Linked DNA regions of Mus musculus: region 1 is linked to region 2. The links are chromatin loops, found by intact Hi-C in ENCODE. Cell type or tissue: heart. All regions are shown on one strand. Each heading gives the region's core, and the rest is flanking DNA. Links, peaks and the distances in the headings are about the cores only.

Region 1 (11,720 bases), core at 1,731-9,730, 110 kb before region 2:
AACCTACAGTTCTCTATGGGAGGTTGGGTGTCGGAGGAAGATCCTGCGCATAGCATTGTAAATATTTAGGACAGCCTGACTTTCCCTTTCTGAAAAGGTCCTGCAGCCATTTACAGGATTCAGGTATTCTGAGAGGAAAAAATTTATTCCAGGTTTTAGGGCTTTGACACTGGCTTTGATGTTACCAGCAGTTTCCACTGACAGAACATACTACTGTGGGTTAATCAATTCAATTTCTACTGACAGTTGGCTCCCTGGGGCTTACATTAACCCTCTGTTATTTCCTTAGTACTATAGCATATAGTGGAATAAATGGGCTCAGCCCCCCCCCCCAGGAGAACCTTATCTGAGGATTTGTAACACAAGGATGTTATATTGAAGCACCCAGAGCTGCCCTCCCCACCCCCACCCCCATATCTCCCCACCCCAAGCTTCCAGAAGAGTCAACTGTCAACAGAAACACTTTCCTGAGGGTACAAAGGTTTGTGGCATCATCAGAGTCTGTGAAATACTCAAGGATAGTTCTCCTTCTTCATCATCTTGGTGCAGACTATCACAAGCTTAATCTGGAAGACATCCCCATTGCACCTGTTCCAGGTGTTATTTACTTACTGTAATGGATCAATCAGCAGGGATTCTGGTCCCCTTGGGGTGGGGGGCAGCTACTTACTAGGAAAATGTGTGTTTACCAACTCCAGTGGAAAGACGGATCACGAAGCAGTTTGATTTGACTTACAAGACACAACAGACAGTCCACCTTCACTGCTTAATTCCAAGGTCGTGTTCAGTGTTCTGCCTTGGTCGTGCATCAGTGCATAGGAGACTTGGCCATCTCATCTCACCATTGGAAGGGATTTTATTTCAGTTTGTCACATCAATGGCATGTTGGATAGTCTGGAGAGTGGAGAAGTCTATCTACTCACACCTTGATAAGAAGCATCAGAGGGTCCTGACACCTAAGGCAAGTTCTTGAGTGTCAGTGGGATATTCCTCTCCAAATGGGATCTTAGTCTACAATACGATGCTTAAGTAGCAAGGACCTGCATGATCTGATTTTAAGCTTCTGTTAAGGCCCAGGGGCAAAACAAGGGCCATTGTTTGCCTAAGACAGATGTCTTGAGCTGAGAGGTCTGTGTGCCCTTGGTATGGTGGTCCCATGAGGCTTCATATAATTTCCCAGAACCTTCCAGCATTAGTTTAATGCACAGTAATATGTGGCAACTGCTTAGAAGAGCTGACAGCCAGAGTTGCTTAAGCCATACTGGGCCATCCAAAGGACTTCTTTTCTTCTTAAATATAATCTAATCTGGGTGGACTTTTAGATCACCAGATCAATAAATTTGGGAAACTCAAACACAATAATCCAAAGATACATTCTCTACCAGTGTTAATTTTCCTTTGGGATTAATAAGTCATTATCCACCAATGAAATGAGTATATAAAGGCAGGATTATTGGGAACCAACTCTCAGGTAGGTTTGCTGGTCCAAAGGAACAAGGCCAGGGAAGTTGCGATGGGAAGGGAGACAGAGAGGAGGGGAAAGAGAAAGAGAGAAAAAAGCATGCACACAAAGGGAGAGAGAAAATGCAGAGAGAGTCAAAGACAGAGAGAGAGAGAGGGGGGGGGGGAGGGAGAGAGAGAGAGAGAAAGAGAAAGAGAGAAAGAGAGAGAGAAAGAGAGAAAGAGAGAAGTTAAAATGTCTGAGGGAGGGAAAGCCCAGTCCCTGGACTGGAACATTCAGGGTAGAGGGCAGGGTATGTCAGGTAAAGACTGAGGGATGCTGGGAGAACCTGCAGCCAGGTCCACTTTGGTATGGTAAATATGCACCTTTAGCTGTTTGTCCCGGGTGTGAATCCCAACAAGTATGCCTAGCAAAGTCAAATCAATCTGGTGCATTGGTTAGGAGCTCATATTTGCAGCAAGGGAGATTTGAGTTCAAACCAGAATAGCCCACTGTATTAGCTCCCTGTTGCCACCACAACAAGCTATCAGCAAACTTGGCTTAGGATGATGCACATTAATTTCTATACACTATAGCTCAACAGTATATCATTGATTTCATTGGGCTAAAACCCAAGTGTCAACAGGACAGCGTTCCTCATGGAGACTCCAGGGGGAGCTTCTTTTCTTCGCCTCACCAGCTTCTAGAGGCTGCTTCCTGAATAAACTGATGACATGGCCATGATGACATGGTTTGGTTAAGTGGAATGTTTTATTATAGCTACAAGAGCAAAAACAACCAGGGGCATCTGGAAGAGTCCAGAGCATGGAAAGAGTAGAAGATTGACCGTGGCCAGCAGAGATCTGACCAGGAGAGAAGCAGGAGCAGGAGGTGTGTTGGGGGAGATACACAGACAGAGAGGACCAAGAGAAGACAAAGAGAGCATAAGGAAAATGGCAGGGTTATAGGAAGTCATGAGTTGTTGCAGAGAAGGAAGCTGCTGAGCTGGGGGTAGTTTGGGGTGGTGGTGGCGGGGAGGTGAGAAGAGCTAAGAAGAGCCAGGATGCCTGCATAGACTCTGAAGTGTGTAACAGGTACTTAGGATACTGAGAGAGCCTGGAGGCCAGCAAGTACTGTGGTATGTTAACAGGTACCACAGATAGCCATTTGTCCCTTTAGCAAGTGATCAGGGAAGTAGATCCTTTGATAGAACTCAGCTTCTATTGGGAATGCTGGCTTTTGTCTAATAGCCAGAATTTGGGAAAATGGAGTTTCCTTTGGATTTGACACCCATTCCCTGGAGTCACAGCCCTTCTACACACCCACCCCTGCATCAAAGCCAGCCTCGCCACAATTCTTTCCCATCTACATCTCTTTTGTTCATGTGTAAGGACACTGTTGCTTACTCCGGAAGCACTTACAATTATCTAGAACGTTCTCCTGGTTGTGTGGTCAGATGATTAGCAACTTTATTCCTATCTGCCATCTTCCCCTTTGCCACGGAATCAAACTTAGGTTCACAGAGTCTAAGGACTTGGGTCATCAGAGGGAGGCATTATCTTGCTTACCACAGGCACCGGCTAGGTGTATTGCTTTAAAGAAGCTACTAAACACTTTAATCCTAAAACCCTTCCTTAGTAAAGTAGGAATAATAGAGGGCAATTCATGAAGTGAGAGAAGAATTACTTGAAGTGAATGTACCTCACCAATGTAGCCCAGGACCTCACACATATTAAATCATCCTTAAATTAATTAATTTAATTTAATCTTTAATTAATCATTAAAGAGTGGTGGCCCCTCTTCACTCGTAAATAAGCAAGTACTGACACAGAACTCCCACACCTGCACCATAGACCATGATGACCTTCAATGATGCTTCCAGACATCTCAGCTAGCAATAGAGGCAGCAAAGGCTCTGTTCCCATACCTCCCGCCTGCCTTGAGCCTGACTGACACATGCCCTCCCTGAGATGGATGCCGCACTCACCACCGTCAAGGATCTGGGCGCTTGGCAGTGATCATCCTGGGAAAGAAGTGGACTTGGTGTCATCAGGACAAATGACTCAGTGGCTGTGAGCCTGGCAAGCAGTTCCTGCATCTAGGAATGGCCACAGACAGACACCTCAAAGAAACCAGTCAGGGCCAACTCTGGCTGGAGGCACAATCAAGCATACAGTGATGTACAGAGGTCCAGGTGCCCTCCCTTCTTGCAGTCACTTGCTGCTTCTGACTTTAGGAAGTAGCTAGTGGAGGCCTCCCACAGTCTCCTGGGGCAACCGAGAAATGGAGGGTAAATCCCTGTGTCATGAGCAGACAGCTCATCTCGGTCTGATATCCTGATGTCTGTTCCCTGATTCTTATTTTTAAGTCATCCTTTTTCCATGGGCTTCTCAGCTCGCAGAATGGCCCTATGGGAGGGAAATGGATCATTTGGGGTTTCACTTTCTCCTCTTGATGGCCTCCTTCTCTGCTCTTATGTTCAGACTCACCACAGAGCAGTCCCTGGCCATACTCTTAGGCAGGATCTCCCCTTCTCCTAGGCTTTGCTCCCTGTCACTCCCATGTGCTTAGACCTTCGCTGTGTTTGTTTTTATTCTGTGTCTGTCCTTGGATTCTGATTTCTCTTTGTCGTTGGTCTGAAGTGAGTTGAAAAGAGCAGGAGAGAGAAGTTGATGGGAATCTGTGACAACAGCCTTCTACTGAGGATGAGTCTTTCCACCCACCGAGAAAGCACTGCAAAGTCATATGGGCATCTTGGTGCCTTACAGTGTCTTATGGGACCCTCTGGCATTCTGTGCATAGGGACAGTAATCCTGATATTGCCACTAGAGCTGCCCCATCCAAAATGCTGATAGCGTCCATTGAAGGACACTGTTCTAACTGGATCGCCAGTCTTTGCAAAGTTAAAGGTACTTGTTTGATGGCCCTTGGGTAACGAAAGAACAGGTAGATCGTCTTTTATGTGTTTTTGCCGGTTTTGTCCTGAGAGAGAGAGAGAGAGAGAGATTAATGTATATGAAGAGCTGATTACCTTTCTTTTCTTATTTTTTTAATATTTATTTATTTATTATATGTAAGCACACTGTAGCTGTCTTCAGACACTCTAGAAGAGGGTGTCAGATCTCATTACAGGTGGTTGTGAGCCACCAATGTGGTTGCTGGGATTTGAACTCAGGACCTTCAGAAGAGCAGTCGGCGCTCTTAACCGCTGAGCCATCTCACCAGCCCGCTATTTCTGTAAAGTAGTATCGATATCCCTACCCCTCCCCAGATTCACCAAGTGATGAGATGAATTGGTTGTTTGAGCTATCTGGTAAGTTATGTGGCCTCTTGACATTCTGGGGTAACTTGACACTAGTCTCAGACACCTTAAAAAATAGTCCTGTCTTCCATGTTGGCTACTGGCAGGACAAAGTGGCTTTTGCTTATTATGTGAAGCTCCCGGCACCGCTGAGGTCTGGGCCACCCGCAGCTTGGCCATTGGCAGTTGCTTGGCTCCCTCTGGGTGACAGGCTCCCTTCAACAGCACAGCATCAGATAGCTGCTTGTCAGCTCAGCATCAGATTTCAACCTTGTTCTGATTTTTTTCCATGCCCTTGTAACCTCTGCTCCCAGGTTGCTCACAGACTCGCTTGTCATTTCTGCAGAGACTGACTGTCTTGCTTGCATACCCCTCCCCCATGCACCCACTCTTTTGGCCTGTGAACTAATCAGCTTCCAAGGACTGTGGTGTTTTTCCATAAACCTCTTCTGAGCCTCATTGTCCATATTAATGCACTTTAGAGACAGCTGAAGGAGAGCTGTGGGAGGTGCCAGGCATGTCAGGGCTGAGGAAGATGCCCATCAGTATGAAGCGAGCAATGGAGGTTACTACCCTCTACCTTGAGGCCCGTCCCCTGGGGTTCTGGACATAGCCTATGATCAGTCAGGACATAGGGCTCTACATCTGGCAGCATTCTGCTCTGTACAATCACAGATAAGCTGCAGACTAAGGCCAAAAATACCAGGGCCAGAGTCTGCAAGGGCTAAGGAGCACACAGCACAAACAAGTTTGAGTTCGTGTCAGTTGTAATCAGTTGGGGGCAGCTGCATGAAGTTCTGAGTTCAGCATGGCCTGAAGTCAGAGAAACTAGAACTGGCCTGCTCTTGTAATGGTGTCTGTGTTGGGCATATGCTGGCAGAGTGGCCTTTGGAGGCCATTTACAATCTGAGAAATTAAGTCCTGGTAAAATGAAAAGGCTTTCACAAGGTCAAATAACCTGTCGGTAGTAAATGTAAGAACAAAACTCAGATCATTGACCCAGTCAATATTATGACTTCAATACATTTACATTTTCTTAGGAAGAGAAGCTGCGGAAACTAGGTGAGTTTAACTCTTCAATCCATTATCCGACTGTTCTGAGGCCTTAAGCACCACTTAGAATGTCTGCGATTCAGTTTCCTTAGATGCAAAATGGAGTGGAAACATTCACAATGTTGTTGGGAAGTTGCATGTGGTCATAGTACAAGGCTCAGGGCCTCACATGCACCTGTTCAAGGTCTTTCCTTTTTCCATAGTAAATGCTATGGATTATTTAAATGGCCATTTTTGGAAGCCTTTTGAACATCACAGTGATGATTTGGCTACACAGATCTATTTTCTTTCTCTGGGAGCTAAGATGAATGTCAAGGTTTCTCCAGCTCTAAAACTGTGTTTGTTTGCACAGCTAGGAATAAAGCCCACGTCCTTTGGATGCTATAAAAATGCCCAGTCACTAAGCTACATTCCCAGACCAGAGCTCAAAAGCTTCTGTGAATGCAAATGACTTCCAGAACCTTTATTTAGTTGCTCCCCTGAGCTAGTACTCTGGAAATTAGCCCTAGGACGTTTGGAGCCTGACCAAGGTCATGCCAGGTATAATACATTCTGATCTCCAGGTGGTAACTCTGTGCTGCTGGTGTGTGCTGGGATGGATTCCTTTAACCTTGCAAGGACAGAGACTGACCTTTGTCACCACAGTGTCCCAGCACCCTGTACAGGGCCTAGCACATGAAGGTGGTAGTTTTTATCTGGTTGAGAGAAGACACCCAGAGTTTATCCACAGCTCAAAGAGTTGAATTTTGCATGGTTGGCTTGTGAGTCTGAGACTCTGGCCAAGTCTATCAGTTTTTCTAGTGGCCACTTGCCTTCCAGGCATTCAATGAATAAATCAGTGAAATGACCTTTATCTTTGAGGCAGTAACGGAATGGACCAGCAGGAAAAGCTGCCATCTATCTGGTGGGGCTGGGCCGAGCTGTAAAGCATTGGCATGAGTACCTGTGTCTCCTCTGAAAGCCAAAGAAGCACAGGTTAACTAGAACATTCTGCCCCTAGGAGGGAGGGAGGAGAGCGGTAGGCAGGACCCAGGAGCTTGACACAAGTGAGGTTTATAAATAGCAGCACAGAAACTTGGAAGAGAAGAAGCCAAGTGAGGCAAAGGAGAATGGGCAAGTCTCAGAGAGACCATTCTAAGATGCAAATAGCTAAGCAAACAGAAGCCAGATTTCTTGGTGGGCCACTTGGTAGCCATTCCCCTGATTAGGCTGGAAGAACCAAATGGAACCTGTGCAGAGAAGCATCAACAGGAGGGACAACAGGCTTACCTTGTTCGTTCTCCAGCCAGCCAGCATGCTAACTCCATATTTCATGGCCACCTGACTCTGGACAGGTGTAGGGGACACAACTGTAATTAAGGCTCCATCTCTACAACCAGGAAGGGACACACATGGCTCACAGTATTATGAGCCTCATCACAAGCTCTTCTGTATTGTCCCATGCTTTTTTCCACGAATGGACACCATTTCCTCACCCTGACCCCTTCCATTCCTCCTTGAGAACATATCCTTTTTTTCAGGTGTATTATTCTCGTCCATCCCAATCCCACTCTGGATGTGAGAAGTCTGTCTCCATGTCCTCTACCCTGAGTCCAGTGACAGTGATGCGCCATCTGCAAAGTCATAGCCAACAGAGTACACATCTGGTGTTCCTCACAGGAGCTCTTGAAAGAAAAGCCGTTTTCCCCAAAAGTGAAGCTCTGCTAGAGTGAGGTCAAGCCTTGCCCACACATATACACACACCTGTACACACACATGTATACACACACACACACACACACACACACACACACACACATGCACATACACACATGTGCACACGCACATGCATACGTATATGCACACAACCGCACACACACCATTGAGAGCCGAGTCCCCATTGTCTCCCCCTGTGCTTCTTTTCTGGTGCTTGCACTTGGTGTCTGGACGCCTGTGCTTTCCTTTCCCAGAGTATGAAGGAAACGAAACCTGCATTGAGTTCCTCCTATGGGTATGGGCCAAACAGTGTTCTAGGCACCTTGTGCATAGCTAGACAATTCTCAAAACGGCCTGTAAGTCAGGGACAGGAGGCATCATTTCTACATAGAAAGTGAGTGATGTTAGATAAGTTGCTTAAAGTTGCCGAGCTAATAAGTGACATGAATCAAGACAGAGGCCATCCCAGGCTTCAAGTTGGGCCTTGGGTAAACACAAGGAAAATTTTTTTCTTAGAAACTCTAATTTATTTAGCTTAAAAGCTTAGTTGAATCAATAAATGAAAGTAAGCTGTGAGATTGCTTTTTCTGAATTCTAAACATAGCTTAAACATATTTATTTTCTAGACAAAATAAAATATGGTAAGATAAAACAAAAACCACTCTATTGAAGTTAGCCAAGGCAAGCCAACAGAAAAATAAAAGAGTCTCAAGAGAAGACACAAGAATCAGAGACCCACTCGTTTACATCCCCAGGAGTCTCATAAAAGTACCAAAGTGATAGCTATAGCATCTATGCAGGGGACCTGGTGCAGACCCATGGCCTGCTGCGTCAGGCTCTGTGAGTTCATGTGAACTTCGCTCAGCTGTTTTAGAGGACCTGTCTCCTGGTGTCCTTCACCTGCTCTGTCTACTCCATCCCTTCTGCCTGCTTTTCCAAGGGATTCCCTGAACTCTGAGGGGAGGGATTTGATGGAGACATCTTGTTTAGAGCCATGCGTCCTAAGGTCTTTCTCTGTTTAATGCTTGGCTGTGGGTTTCTCTATGTGTCTCCATCTGCTGTAGGAGGAATCTTCTCTGGTGATGACTGAGTTATGAATATAGCGGAATATTATTATGAGTCATTGTTTCTTGTGTCGTGTTTTGTTTGCTGTGTTTTGTTTTGAAGACAGTAGTATTTGGTTTTACCCTAGGTCTCTGGCTTTTCTAGTCTCTGGTTCATGGTCACCCAAGCAGTATCAAATTTAGGCTCCATCTCATGGAGTGAGCCTTAAGTCAAATTAGACATCAGTTTGTTAATCCCGCAGGTTTGTGCTGACGTTGCCTGAGCATACTTTGCAGGCAGGACAGACTGTAGATCAAGGGTTTAACACAAAGAAATATTTTCATGTAGGGCAACAGCCATAAGGAAGGAGGGAGAGGAGGAGTATGACCTGAGCTAAAAGCTGGTGGATAAGAAAGGAGGGCAGATAGGAGTGACAAGTGGAGAAGCCAGTGAGCTGAGCTGGGGCTCCCATTTCCCTGGCCACAGGCTTGTCTGCTCTCTCTGCCCACAGGCCCTGATTCTGTTCCCAACTCTTCTTGACCCAGCAGTGCCTGGATGTCCAGGAGTTTGGGAGCACCAACTCCTGGCCTCGTCGAGGACCTGTGGACCTCCTACACTTTGTTTCTTACTTCCCTGTGCGGTTTTTCCAGTGGCGACTGTCCTTACCTTGGTGGCTGTTGTCTGGAAGTGCAGAGAGGCCTTCTATGGGAGACTCAGGCTGTGGCTCTGTAGGTGAAGGCCTTCTCTATGCTCCCCCAGGGCGGTTCTCAATGAAAGGGACAGTGCACGTTTATCTATACCATGTATTGACTGTTCAGCCTACCAACTCCTCAGGGTGGACCAGAGATTAAATAAATACCTTTTGCAGGGAGGGATGTCTGGGAAGGGAAGCTTATTGGTTAAACCCTCAGGGCCTCTATATCCTCATGAGATGGAGAACTCTGTTCTGGGCCACATGACCAATGTGGGGAGTATGGTCACGTGGTCTGGGTCAGTAATCTGGCAGGGACAGGGAGGCGCCAACCGTCTTAGGTGGGTGCCTGGGTACCAGGGTCTCAGACCCACTCTATCTTACCAAGATTCCTGTCACAGTCCACTGTCTCCCAGCCCCTACTTTTCCTTTTATAAAAAGGAGAGGTGTCATCTGAGTGACCTGACCAGCTCTAATATTATTTGTAGCAAAAATTTTGGGTGGGGTCAGGTATAAGCATCAAAATAAAACACAACATAAGCCAGAGGGGTAGCAAGGGGTGGGGGCTAGGAAGACTAGGGATTATTCAACCAAGTAATTGAGACTTTTTTGGTTTTTCCAAAAATAGAGCGAAAGGTCAAGAGGCTGAGGCACAATGGCTGGCAATGAGGTGCGGGAGAAGAGACCATAATGGAAGAAGGACTGGACAGACATGTCAGAGTTGTGCTCCATAGGACTCTAAGGACAGATGTGGTGGGGGAAAGAGTCAAAGGTGGTTCTTGGCTTGGAAAAGTGAGGACAGGGATCCTCACAGCTGGGCTGCCTTAGTGGGGCGAAGAGCTGCATAGGCCGAGTGCTGGAGCCTTGAGGCACTGGAAGAAGTGGAAATGGACTCACATTTAGCTTTCTGCTTAGGGGATGGTCTCCCTTGGAGCAGTCTTTCTGATTTTATTTAGAAACACCACACACACACATGTATACACACACAGAGGGACAGACAGACAGACACACACACACAGACGTACACACACAGAGACACACACAGACACACTCACACATGCACAGACACACACACACATACCCACATATGTATACACACACAGAGGGATAGACAGACACACACACATACACACACATAGTCACACACGTATACACACACAGAGGGATAGACAGACAGACAGACAGACACACACACGCACACACACACACACACAAGGATCCTCAGTACGCAGCTCTAGCTAATTAGAACCTAAAAAAGCATTGCTCCATTTTTGTAGTAATTAGAGTTCTTCTCGGTGGCTGCGAGATTTACAGTAACTGGAAAAATTCTCTCTGATCCCGGCTTTCCATGCATGGTACTCTGAAGGCAAGGCTCCTTTCAAACAGATCCAATTAGTACAGCCATGTACAAGTCTGACAAGCATCCTGAAGATACGGACAGAGGGACTGAAGGAAGGAGGGATGGGCGGACATGACAGAGAGCAAGGCACAAACACTGAGAACTGAATGGTTTCTGCTGAGAAATGTTCCTGTTTGCTGACCTTGGCTTCCCAAATCAGTTTATTGGGAAGATGTTTTCTGGAAGTGAGATTCCATTGCCTAGAAGAAGAAAGAGACACTTATTCATAGGTACTCGGGGAGAAAGCAGCCTGCAGAGGGAGAGGAATCACCCCACAGTGTGTCTTCAGGAGACTCAAGTCCCTGGCTTGCACATCCAGACCTGTATGGTTATTCCCGCTCTGGGAATAGACACAGTAAGTCAGTGATAGGTTCTGCTCTGAAGTTACTATGTGGAAAAATCACAGCTCTATAGCCCAAGTGTTGAGGGATGAGACAGCATCTTAGGTATCCTCTGGAAAAGAGCCATGGATGTCGGGAATTTGTACTGAGTGACTGTCATAGTCACTTGCTGGGGTCTTCACTGTTTAGGAAGAGAAGCCATCAGCCCGTAGAACCTGAGTTTTGTGGAAGAACCCAATGCACAGGCTCCCCTGTGAACATGGCCCAGAAAACAAAACAAAACAGAACAAAAGAATGGAGCAGTCAGCCGAGGCCTGAGGCCTTAGGCTATAAAAACTTGAAGTTAATAAAAACTCCTTTCTGGCCTGTTTTTCTGTGACATTAGCTCACGTTTGTAGAAAGCACTTAGAATAGGAGCAGAGGCATATGGAGCATTACGTAAATGTTAATTTCTCACTGTTCTTGTTTTATTATTATTCTTTTTGTCCTCACCCTGGGAGGCAGATAAGGCAGGCTGTGGTGGCCAAAGTTAGTCATTTTACGTATAATGGAAAGAAACTCAGAGCGATTAGCTTGCTTAATTCATGCAGCTTGCTTAATTCATGCAGGAAAATAAACAGCAGAGGCAGGGTCACATCTGTTCTCACGGATGACTTCCTTTGGCCCCTAATAGCCCTCTTGGTCACACAGATACAGGGCAACGTTCATGAGCAAGGCTTTGTGTATGGCTGGGAGGGACTGGTGAACAAATTCTC
Region 2 (11,720 bases), core at 2,243-10,242:
TATTTTAGAATATTTCATGTCTCAGATACAATGAAGTTTTATAATGCCTCTGGGGAAATCTACCTTTTCTGACATAGAAAGGACCAAAGTTCAACCAACTGATAAACAGAAGTGACACAGTTGCGATGCAAAGTCGCACGCTTTATGTCGCTTTTGAAGAGACAGGCAAGTTCTCTGTGGCATGTGTGACTGACAGTATTGTCAAAGCAGTCTACGATCTTCACGGCATCTTTGCTACAGGGGGATTTCAATCACTTCCTTCCCATGTGACTGGGAGTGCCATTGAATAAGACTCCAGAGGCCAACATTCATTCAGTGGTCATTCACTCATTCATCATGTACCTACTGTGAGCGAGACCTTGGCATAGTGGGTGCTTGACAGCCATTTGCATGAACAGATAAGAGGAAACTAACCTGCCCTTCAAGTTGCCATCATATGTGAGACGTCACCCAGCCCCTTTAGAATGATACTTACTCACTCGCTCACACAAGTGTCTTCCACTTCTGTGCTCAGCTGCCCCTGATTAGCTTTGTTCCCTCGGGGCTTCTTTAAGGAACCTCACACTGAGCTGAGTTTAGAACAGTGTTACTCAACCTGTGGGTTGCGACCCTTGGAAAACACAGATTCAGTCATGAAATAGTAACAAAACTAATATTATGGTTGGGAGGTCACTACAACATGAGAAACTGTATTAAAGGGTCTCAGCATTAGGAAGGCTGAGAACCACTGGTTTGAAGTATCATTTGGAAGTTCAGGGTAAGACTTAACTAACACTGAGCAACTAGTCAGATGTCCTGGACAGAATATAGCAGTAGGAGCAAAACCCTAGATGGAATCCAGGTTTAATTAACTATCCTATGACTGACTTGCACAGGTGACTTACTGTCTCCAAATCTTAGTTTCCCTTCTTTAAATGGGCTAACACCCATTTGTCTTAGGTAAAGAATATTCACTGCCTAGTATACAGTAGGCACTCAATAAATGCTTGCAATCCTCCCTAAATGGACTCCATCTCAGTCCATATCACAAGAGAGCAAACATTGAGGACTAGGGGTGTGTCTCCGGAGTAGACTATCTGTCTGGTATTTGTCAAGCCTGGGGTCTAATTCCTTGCAACACACACACACACACACACACACACACACACACACACACACACAAATGCCTACCCTATGACAACCCTGGTAGACTTCATGATCCTGTCTAATTGCTCATGGCATCAGTCTCATTGTTGGTAACACCAGGCTTCGAAATCTCTACTGTCTAAGATGCCCCACCCTCCTCCTCTTCTGTCCTTCCTATTCACATCTGACTCCTCTCCTCATCAGCTCTCAAACCCTTCCTCTGTAGAAGCCTTTTCCCCTTTCCCTTTATCCTTCAAGTCCCAGTCCTCCATAGCATCTACAATGACTGGCCTCCCTCTGAAATGTTCCGGACCATCAAATCATGCTGTGAGGGGTGGTATGCAGGACACCCTCTAGAGGCTGGCTTTTCAGAGCACCGGACCCTCAGTTCTCCTGGGACCTAGTGCCAGCCCACATGAGCAGTGGGCTCGGCAGGGCTGGCAGGGTGTCACGCTCAGCTTTCCCAGCATAAGTATGAAGGGGGCCTGCCACAGTCCCAGACAGGCCCTCCAGTGTAGCCTAACACCTGAACAGGAGAGGGAAACCTGGGAGCTTACTAACGGAAATCAAAACAGAGTGACTAGGCAAAGGTGATCTCAGAACTGGTGAGACCTGGGTTTCCATCTTGGACCACCGTCTCTGAGCAACAATCTCTGATTCTATCTCCAGAATGGGAACACAAGAGCATGTGTCCCTGATTTACACAAAGGGCGGTGAACAATGTACAGAAAATGTGTATTGTTGTGTCTGGCATGCAAGAGCTTTGAATAAGTGACAGCTGTTATTATTAGTAAAAAATGGGGTACTTGATTCAAAATTAGAGGCAGATCCAGGGTGCAACAGAACCTATTTCCCTTTCAGACGACTATTAGATAAGCCAAGTCCATCTGTTCCTTTGAGATCTGAATCTAAGTTAAACCAAGATGTTGTATGGAGATGAAAACCAGCAGGATAGTTCTGTGGCTGTCCCATGAGCTCACTCAGACCTCCCCAGGTCACTCCAGAGGATCTGGAATTGCATGGTTGAGGCACATGGATGGCCCTTGGCTCCACCTTCTGAGACTACTCTTGCCTGGGGACGGCAGCTGCAGTAGCAACCACCACGAGCCGCCAGGTAGAAGCTGTTTTAAGCCATTGGTGTTTCATGCTTTGTGAGGGAGATGTATATGTTGCTATCACTCCTATAACAGGTGAAGGAAATGAGACCTAAAGGTAGAAGATCTTGGATTTGGACCAGGGAAACAGAATCCTCTAGTTATGTGTTAATTTTGAGTATTTGTCTGTGTACAAGTTTGAAGGTATGTGCATGTGTGTGCATTTCTTCATGTACATACATGTTCATGTACATGTGTGCATGCTTGTAGGGGATACATGTGTGTGCAGATGCACATGCATGAACATGTATGTGAAAGCATGGTATCATTCCTATGACGCCATCTATCTTGCTGTTTGAGACAAGCTCCTTCACTGATGTAGGAGCTGTCTGGCCAGTGAGCCCCAGCAAGCTGCCCACCTCCATCCAGATCCCCAGCGCTAGGATGAAAGTGCACACCACCATGCCTGGCTTTTTACCCGGGCTTTATTAATAAGCTCAGCTCCTCATGCTTGTGTGGCAAGCACTTTACAGACAGTGCTGTCTCCTGTGCCCATGTGCACAGTCCCCACTGCTTGTGTCCTCTCAAAAGCCAGCAGAGAGGAAGGCCTTCTGCCTTCCTGGTCCCGTTAGCCAGTGAATGAGGATGGACATACCTTTCCTCCAAGGTTTCTCTGAGACAGATGATTCCAGCTCTCCACGTGGCTCCTATAGGGGCTTGCTCAGCCCAGCACATCGGGCTCAGCACAGCACAACCAGCCTATCTGCCTGAAGGACTACATGCGTGTCTGCCTCATGCATTATGCAGGAGCGGGATCTCTCCCAACCCCGACCCTAGAGCCCGTGCAGAGCCAGTTCTCAACAAGAACTAGCTAAAAGGACGTGATGCTGGCTCCCTTCACACTCTCAGTCTATGTGTGATACATCAAAATACAGTTGAATCCATCAACTGGGTTATAGGGGTCTTGGAGAAAAATGTGCCCTCTTGACATCAGCCAGTGTAATGACAGCCACACTTCCGTCATTTATGCATGTAACTTTTCACTTCTTCACAACAGCTCTGCTTTAGAAAGACAGAACTGCAGCTGCAGAGTAAACAAACCACACAGTGACCTTGCGTCTCTTTGTTTCCTACCTCTCTGTGAGGGCCTTACGGTCTTACCCTTCCCCAGGTGACAACTCGAGAACAGGTAAGGCTTTGGTGAGTCCGACCTTTAGGGGAGATCTCCTCCTGTGGGACTTGTGCTGACTGGGAACTGTTTTCTGAGGTAGAGCTTGGTGTGGGCAACAGGGAGAAGCCAAGGAAACAACCGCCTGCCTGCCTCCTGTGACATAGCACCGGTCACCAAGGGGGGTTCTCCAGGGGGAGGGCTTGAGCATAGCATCTGTACAAAGCAGCCTCGCTGCTGTGCGGTGAGGTATAACTCCCTGATTGGAAAGCTAGACCCTTCCTCCCCAGTAGGTCCCCCTGAGGTGATGACAGACTCCAGTCTCAGGAACATTGTCTATGCTGGCTTCTCATTTCTCATTCCCTCTGTACTCTCGGTGTTGGCACCCCTGCAGGCGCTTGGGGTGCTCCAGGCTCCTCAGTCTTTTCGGCCCTTGTCTTAGCGTTAAGTCTTGTCCATCTGCTTTAGCACAGTGGCTCGAGGAAACCAATAGACCTCTCCTGCCTGTCCTTCTTGACCCAGATTGGCTTCTGAGTCTGCAAGACTGTGCATTGGGAGTGGCAGAGGGAAGGGGCGGGGCGGGGCGGGGCATGTGGGGTGAGCCTTATCTTTCTTTCCCAGGCTCTGCCAAGCAGCAGCTGCAGCAGCAGCAGCAGCAGCAGCAGCGGCTCTCTGGTTACCTTTGTGGTCTGGCACTGGGACAGGAATGTGACTTTAGCAAAGGGATCTGAAAGTCCATTGCTGTCAGCTGCGATGAGGCCCCGGGCTTGGTACATGTGTGCTCTCAGCTGAAAGACATGCTGGGCTGTGGGGAAATTGTAGAAAGTGCAAATGTTAATAGGCTTTTAGGATTGGTATGTGTTTATGTGTGTCTGCCAGTGACAGGTGGCTGTGTACCCCAGACAGACAACAGTGAGACCAGCCCTGTCCTCCTCCGAGGCCAGGTGAAAGTGCGGAGACAGGGGAGAGGCGCTAGTGCCAAGTACTTTAGAAACACCCCGCACATTGCCATGTTGTGTTTCTTAATCATCATCACAACAACCATGTGAAATATGTAACTATCTCCCCACAAATAGATGAAGAAAATGACCCCAAAATGGATGGAACAACTTTCCAAATGTGCAAATCCCAGATTTTTCTTCTGCCTAATTCTAAAATCCACCTTTCCCCCACTAAAATGTCATATTTTCGCAAGTTTAAACAAGCAGTATGATTCATTAGGAATGTCTTGTTTAGCAGTGTGTGTGTGTGTGTGTGTGTGTACAGGGGCTCATGTGTATGAGCACACATGCATATGCAGGCTCAAACACCGGTGTATAAGGCTGCTTCACAAATAGCTTTTACTTCAATAAACTCAATAGACATAGGGAACTGTCCATTCACCCTGTCTTCTACTTTGCTAGCCAATGACATTTTGTGTGCTTACTTTGTAGAGTTTCGGTCTTGATCTCTAAGGCACTGTAGATAGTATGGAACTAAGGCAGTCCCTGTCCTTGGGAGCTCCCTGAGAAAAGACCAGAGATGGGAAGAGAAGCCAGATCTCATGGGTGGGGTGTGTGGCTGAAGGCCTGTGAGGGATCTGACCAAAGGGCCTGGGAGACAAAGAGCAGGAGTGAGCCCAGGTTGTATAGACGGAAGACAAAGAGAGAGGTTTGGTGAGGTCAGCATTCAGTAGAGAACGGCAGTTCAGCTGGTCATGGACCTCACCACCCCTGGCTCTTCAAGCTCACCTCTTGTTTTCACATTCCCCTATCCCCTTTGCCTGTTGACCCACCCATTTCTACATCTCTGAAAAGGATGATGTTAGTACAGCCCATGTCTTTGTGTTGGCGTGGGGACTTCTATGAAGGAACCCCTGTGGACCTATTGAAATAGCTCTGCTTACTTAAATGAAGAACACAAACACCCTATGTGTGTTCCCTCACCCAAGCTTCATCAAACCCCCTCCTCCAGCAACTTCTAGGCATATGCCACACATGCTCACACACGAACTTGAACACAGCCATCTGTAAAATAAAGGCTAATAACTCTCCATGAGGCTGTTCTAGGAGGCTACGGGCTGAGGGCAGTGCCTGCTACTGGGAAGTTGCATGAAGATGCTGGCATGCTGTTCCTGTTGAGTGTTATAGTGTTGCCCATGGAGCAGCTGGAAGCAACCTGGGACTCATCACAGTGGGATAGGAGAAATGTCAGGCAGCTCGCATAAGCAATTAGAAGTAGCGTGTTAGAAGTGTACATAGCAAAACAGCAGGATCTCAAGGGTCTAATATATGGTGGGGAAGAGAAAAGCAGAATAACATGAAATCATAACAAGTTGTTCCTGTGAAGTAAGATTAGACCCTCTCAAGAGAACAGTTCAGAGTCACCAAAGCGCATTCGAGTACAAGGGAGCTAATTCTAGGGCAGTGGCCCTGTCCTTTGAGCAGAGACTTTCAAGGTGGCAGCACAGGATGGGCAGGGATGCAAGCCTTAAGTGGCTGTAGCAAGTATATAAGATTAGTCAATGTTTAAAAATCAGTCATGTCAGGTCATTTGGAAGAAGAACTGTTGACTACTTTGTGTGGGAGTAATGGTCAGAAACAGTAGAAGGCACATGACCTCAGAACCTTGGAGATGCACATGGAGCATTAGAAAGTACAACAGGCCGTGTGTGTGTGTGTGTGTGTGTGTGTGTGTGTGTGTGTGTAGGAACAGACAATCAGAGGATAAAATTGTGGGTCAAGTTCTCAATGGACAGAAGAGATGTAAGGGCTGGATGCAAGCAGACAACAGTGCCCCCTGTAGGTGAAAGTTTGAAGGGCCAGATCAGCACACACTGGAGAGGGATTCAAATGAGGTATGGGAAAGACTGCTGCCCTAGGTAGATGGTGGCAAACAACTCTGACAGAGAAGGTGTGGAGGGACAGGGAAGGCAGGATGTCAAAGGTAATTCCTTAATTGACTGTTATGAGACCTGAACATTTCTCTCTCTCCCTACCCCATGCCGCTGTCTGGCTTACATGAGAACCAGCGTGGAGCCTAAGAATGTAGCAACCTTTTCAATCCCCAAGCTAATCCTGCAGCCAATTAGGAAGCCCAAGCTGCCCACATTGCCCAATTAAGTCCACACCAGTTCTTCCAGGGCAAGGCTCTGCAAACTCCAGGCAAGCCAGTGGAACGAGAGAAGTAATTCTTGGAGGCGCAGTTCTACAGCCCTCCGTGTCTCCATAGACACCAATTAACTCTGATGTTGACAGGCTGGGCTCTGCTGACAGGAACGTCCCTTAAGATGACAGCTGTAAACAAAGCAGTGCTCAGCAGATGCTACAGGTACACGCCGCCAACAGGAGTCAGCTGGGAGACAGCCATGTGTTACTACGGAGTTCAGCAGATTTCTCAGTCCAACTTGGGATGGTCTCGTTCCTTGAGAGAATGCACACCAACTGCCCTTGAGATGTCTAACCCGGAGATTTTAGCAGTCCTTCCAACTGAGGCTACGTAAGCAGCTAAGCAGCGCATTACACAACTCCAGGGGGTGCCATTTTCTTAGCCTACATTTCCGGGTTTCTTTAGAAACCTTGAATCTTACTAAGTACTGTTCCTCAGAGTAGTCTAGCCTAATTCCTCACACCATGGGGCCCCATCTCCTGCCCCCTGTGGTTATTAAAGCCACACCTGCACGTCCCACTTGAAGCTAGGATCCCCTCTTGCTCCTCTCTACATCCCCTGCCAGGTTTTCCACCATGCCTTCCATATATAGACGCAAGGTAATTATTTGCTGAATGGCTCTCCTCTGGAGCATAAAATTCACCAGTCGGTGTGGAAGGCAGCCAACGCCACCAATGTCAGTGCTCAGCAGAAGGTCATTAGGTAACCATGAAAAGGACAAGCTACACAGCATCTCAAAGCTCCGGAAAGGCCTCTCCTTTGGGTTGTGAGTGGCTGCAACGGTGAACATGTCTGGAGCTTTGCATCTGCGTAGATATTTGTATCTACAGAAACAGGAGCTAACTTGATGTGGGTGTTATTTGCCCAAAGATAAAAAAGCTCTCAGTGGTTTAATGGAAAGCAGATAAGAAAGTTGTGTTTGGAAATGGTTTTCTCAACCCTTCAGCCGATGAGTGATCTCGTGCAATTTCTGGGTGTCTCAGAAATGTACTCTCCCCCTCTGTGAACTAAAGAATTCCCAGAACGAGATCTTATGTGTCGCATATGCGACACAATGCTTGGCACTGAGGGCTATGTATTTTCTCCCAACATTGCACACCGACTGCAGACTCTGTGAGCTGAGCCACTGTACACACATCTCCAGAACCCCATCTTCTCTCACTATGGCCCTGCTTAGGATACTGTGGCAGTCAAGATCAGCTGATACCAAAAGGCTGTTGTGCAACAGAGGAGGTGTTGAGTGTGTGTTGTTCTGCATTGTCCCCAGTTTTGGCTCAACTCAAAACTCAGCTTCTGTAGACATGAAGGTGAAGCTGAGCAGCTAAGAAAAGCACAAAAGTTAAAGTGTTTTGAAAACAGAGCAGAATGCAAATGTGATGTATTAATATTCATGACGCAATTAAAATGTTACTGAAATGTAAACACGATACTGATGAAAGTCACCGTATGAATTTAAATAATTCCATAAAATAAGCTGTCTTCCTATAAAGAAGCAGCCATGCCAGGAACTGGGCTAGAAAAACATAAGCGACTTCACCAATACCAGTGGCACTGGGTCACCAAAGGGGTATGTACGCTGTTCAAACCTCAATGCTGTATAAAAAGGAAAAAAATAATCACCTTAATTTCATGAGTCATACCACCACAAAAAACTTTCTGCTTAAAACGCAAACTCATTTTTATGGCTGCCCAGCATGTTTGAAGAAATTCACCTCTCTCTCTCTCCTCACAGAAATGCATAAAAAAGTTTAGATGTAATATTTCTAAATGAAACCTTGCTTTCTGTTTGGAAGAGAGGACACTTGGCAATTGTCCTGAAAAAAGGCAAGGGAACTGGTCCCAACTAAAACACAAATTCACGGATGCTGTCCCCACCGCTGTTTACCCGAAAGCCCATCAGAGCTGCCTCCCGCCTGTCTTTGCTCTGTGGGCACACCATACCTTGGTATAGCAGGGCCGATGGGGGGTGGTGGGTGCCCGATGACTTGGGAGGCATTTCTGCTTCATAGCCCACTGGCAAGTTATCCAAAATAGTATTGGAGTATCTAGTGGAGCCCAGCCACAGATATATGTCAACTTTTGCCTGTACGGTCCAGCCGGGCGGCCGTTTCCCAGGAAGCTGGGGGAGAGAAAAAGGAAGACTCTTTTATCACCAGAAAGCAAACATGGACCCTATTCTGAGAAAGTGGATCCTTTCTGGATATATATCTCAAGGTTTGTACAGAGGGTCACCCCCTGCCCCAGGGCTCTGTCTACATCACACAATTGAAAGAAATGGTCCCAGTTGTCACATTACAGAATTCCTGAGGACAACCTTGGTCTGGAGGCCCGAAGCTTAAGCACGAATTCTGATAACCACTGCCAGGTCCTGGATCATGTAGGCCTAACACACACATGTGCTCATTGTCTGTTTCACAGATGAGGACAGTGTCTCTGTTCCCTTACTCTATAACTCACACACCCATGACTAGAGCCGAGGATTGGCGATTCCAATTGTAGACTATTGGCTCTGAGTCTACAGCTTGCCTCTTCTTCAAGCTCTTCAGTTCGCCTTGCCTTCCTAGATACTGGGGTTGCAGCCTGAGTTTCTGCCCCTTCACTTCATTCAGGACTGCCTCTCCTGCTCCTCTGTCCCATGCTCTGTGTGAGGGAAAGCCCTGCCTGCTCTCCCAGGCCCTTTTGCCTGGCACACATTTTTCAGATCCCTCATCCTCCTTAGGCACTGTGGCTTTAAGCTCCCTACGCTCTCTGCTTCCTCTCCATGTGGGGGCCTCACATGTAATATTGTGTGTGTGTGTGTCTGTGTGTGTGTGTGTGTGTCTGTGTGTGTGTCTGTCTCTGTGTGTGTGTATCTGTGTGTGTATGTGCATGCCTGTGCACAAATGTATTTGTGGGAGTTTCTATACCCCAAGACCACAAGGATAAAAATTGACGTATTGAACATGCTTCTTTTGTTTCCTAGTCACCGGGGTTTGGGATCTCTCTGTCCCTACCCAGTCCCAGTACCAGCCCTGGCTGTATTCAGGGCTTCTGACAAGAGCTGATGACACTTAAGACATGGCTACTTCTCTATCTTCTATTGACTCTTCTAAGTGTCTCTTCTGGCAGGTTTTAGAGTTGCCTCTCAATAACTCTCCTTTCTCCACACTGAGTTCTTTCCATGGAAGATCAGAAACTCCTATTACCACAAGCCAGAACTCGTTCAGACAACTTCCCGAGCACCCATGGAGAGGCTTTGACTTCAAATTGAGCACAGCTGTTTGCCTTTGTAGCTTGCTCTGATGGTTTCGAAAGCAGATTCGGAACAACTCAATCAACCAACCACTGCATGTGCCGCTGGGCTTCAGCCAATGGACCAGAGCCAGGGAGCATCGGATGCTGAGGGCCAGGGACACAGGTTCTCCAAGTGCTGAGCTCTGGACACTGGCACTCACTGGAGTGATGAATGGGTAGTTTTTATTATTGACTTGATTGGGTTAATAAACAGCTAATGGATTAGTGAGATACACCTTTGGGCTGTCTGCGAGTGTTTACACAGGATTCAGTGGAGGGAGAGAGGGTAAGGCACACTCTGAATGTGTGCTTCACCATCTTATGAGCTGGAATCCCAGAGATAGAAAAGGGATGACGCGTGGGCTAAGCAGAAGCATCCATCTCTCTTCTTCCTGACTGTGGACAGACTCCACCATGCCTCCCCAGCTGGCTGTGGCAGACCGTGTGGCTTCAAACCGTGAGGCAGAACGAGCCCTCCTTCCCTTTCATGTTGTTTCTGGTCAGGTATTTGATTACAGACACACGAGCAGTAGATAATACCAGTGATGGACAAGAAAAATCTCAGGCAGCAGTTCTCAACCTGTGGGCCACGACCCCTTTGGGGGCCACATGTCAGATATCCTGCATATCAGATATTTACATTACAACTAGCAAAATTACAACCATGAAGTAGCAAAACAACCTTATGGTTGGGGGTCAGCACGACATGAGGGACCGTATCAAAGGGTCACAGCATTAGGAAGGTTGAGAGTCACTGGTCAAGGGAAGGAAAGGGGCATCCATTGTTCAAGCTCACAGCTTGCTGTGCTCAGCTACTGTTTCTCCTGCTGCACATTAAGCCATAGATGAGGTTTATTATGGAATACAGTTATAACTCTTCCACTTTACTATTAGCTATTGTCATAAACCTCTAATTTGTAAATGAAACCCTATTATAGGTATTCACAGGAAAAAATACTATGTATACTGCAATTGCAATTGAATGCTAGGCCCCCACTGGGTGTCTTGAAACACACCCCCAGTGGATAGGAGGGCACTACCACACATAGCTGAGTCCCTTAGTCAGTACCTTAGAGTAAGATCAACCAAGAGCATCCCAGAAGGAGGAAGGAACACAAACATAGATCGGGTAGTGGAAGCTCATATTCAGTGAGCATTTATGCAGTTCCAAGAACGATCCAGAGAGCTTTCTGACCAGAAGAGCTCACAGTGAGAGGGGCGGGTGAAGTTCAAGGGTGCACTTGATTGGTATGTGGAGGAGTGGGGATTTAATCTTTAGAAAGAAGGGCGCTGTTATGTATTCAGCTAATAAATAAATAAATAAAACAAACCCACTCCGCTTTGAATCAAGGTAAGTACTCTGCAACCTGTAATTTAAAAAATTGTAATAAGAGACATAATCTCCCTTCATCATTTCCCTGATGATTTGAAAACTTGTTCAAGCAAATAAATGTTTATTGAGAAGGCCAAGGATCTAATTTGGTACTTGATTGTATATTGTTTGATTCATATCTGGAAGGCCCTGGGTTTGATTGACAGCATGGGATGAAAGATAGGGTGGGAGGGAGAGAGGGAGGAGAAGCGGAATGGAAGGAAAGAGAGCAGGGATGAGTCTGGGTCAGCCGAGGGTTATTTTGTTAGGGTGACAGCATTTCTTCTGCTATTTGTAGCCATCCCAGGACTTCGGTTCACAAAGGCAAGGGGTTTTGTCTGGTGCATCACAGTGATGTTTCCAAGGCTTTAAAAAAAATTGCTTGGGACCAGAAGAATGTTGCAAACATTTGTTTAATAAATATGGTGATTCCCAAGAATGAAGATGCTTGGTACTCATTGAGAACCTACGCCAGTCTAGGCCCTGATTGAGAACTTACGCTGGTCTAGGCCTTGGACCAGTGTTTCTTCTTGTAGAATAC

What was found. A loop is a pair of places that touch in the nucleus more often than their neighbours do. Peaks named below come from ENCODE experiments on the same cell type or tissue, not always from the same donor. Only the 100,000 strongest peaks of a DNase experiment are listed, where the experiment ranks them.
Region 1: it touches region 2 in a loop (1.9-fold over the local background); 6 of 42 quality-filtered maps call a loop at or near these places.

Annotation. Positions count from the first base shown.
Region 1 is chr15:58,701,532-58,713,251 of GRCm38, reverse strand. No RefSeq gene overlaps it. Among named protein-coding and RNA genes, the nearest start is that of Gm41329, 53 kb to the left of the region's middle. In heart, for the core only: CTCF peaks have their summits at 2,092 and 6,652; DNase peaks (open chromatin) are centred at 5,381 and 6,741; H3K27ac peaks cover 1,672 bases.
Region 2 is chr15:58,587,323-58,599,042 of GRCm38, reverse strand. It overlaps Fer1l6 (fer-1-like 6 (C. elegans)), which reads right to left. Exons shown (of 41, transcript NM_001370912.1): 19 at 8,476-8,653; 20 at 4,068-4,192. Gm36451 (a long non-coding RNA gene) reads left to right here and starts at 1,988. Exons shown (of 3, transcript XR_384120.4): 1 at 1,988-2,239; 2 at 3,277-3,408; 3 at 9,807-10,040. In heart, for the core only: a CTCF peak has its summit at 6,186 (motif pointing left); DNase peaks (open chromatin) are centred at 4,082 and 6,182; H3K4me3 peaks cover 741 bases; H3K27ac peaks cover 2,435 bases.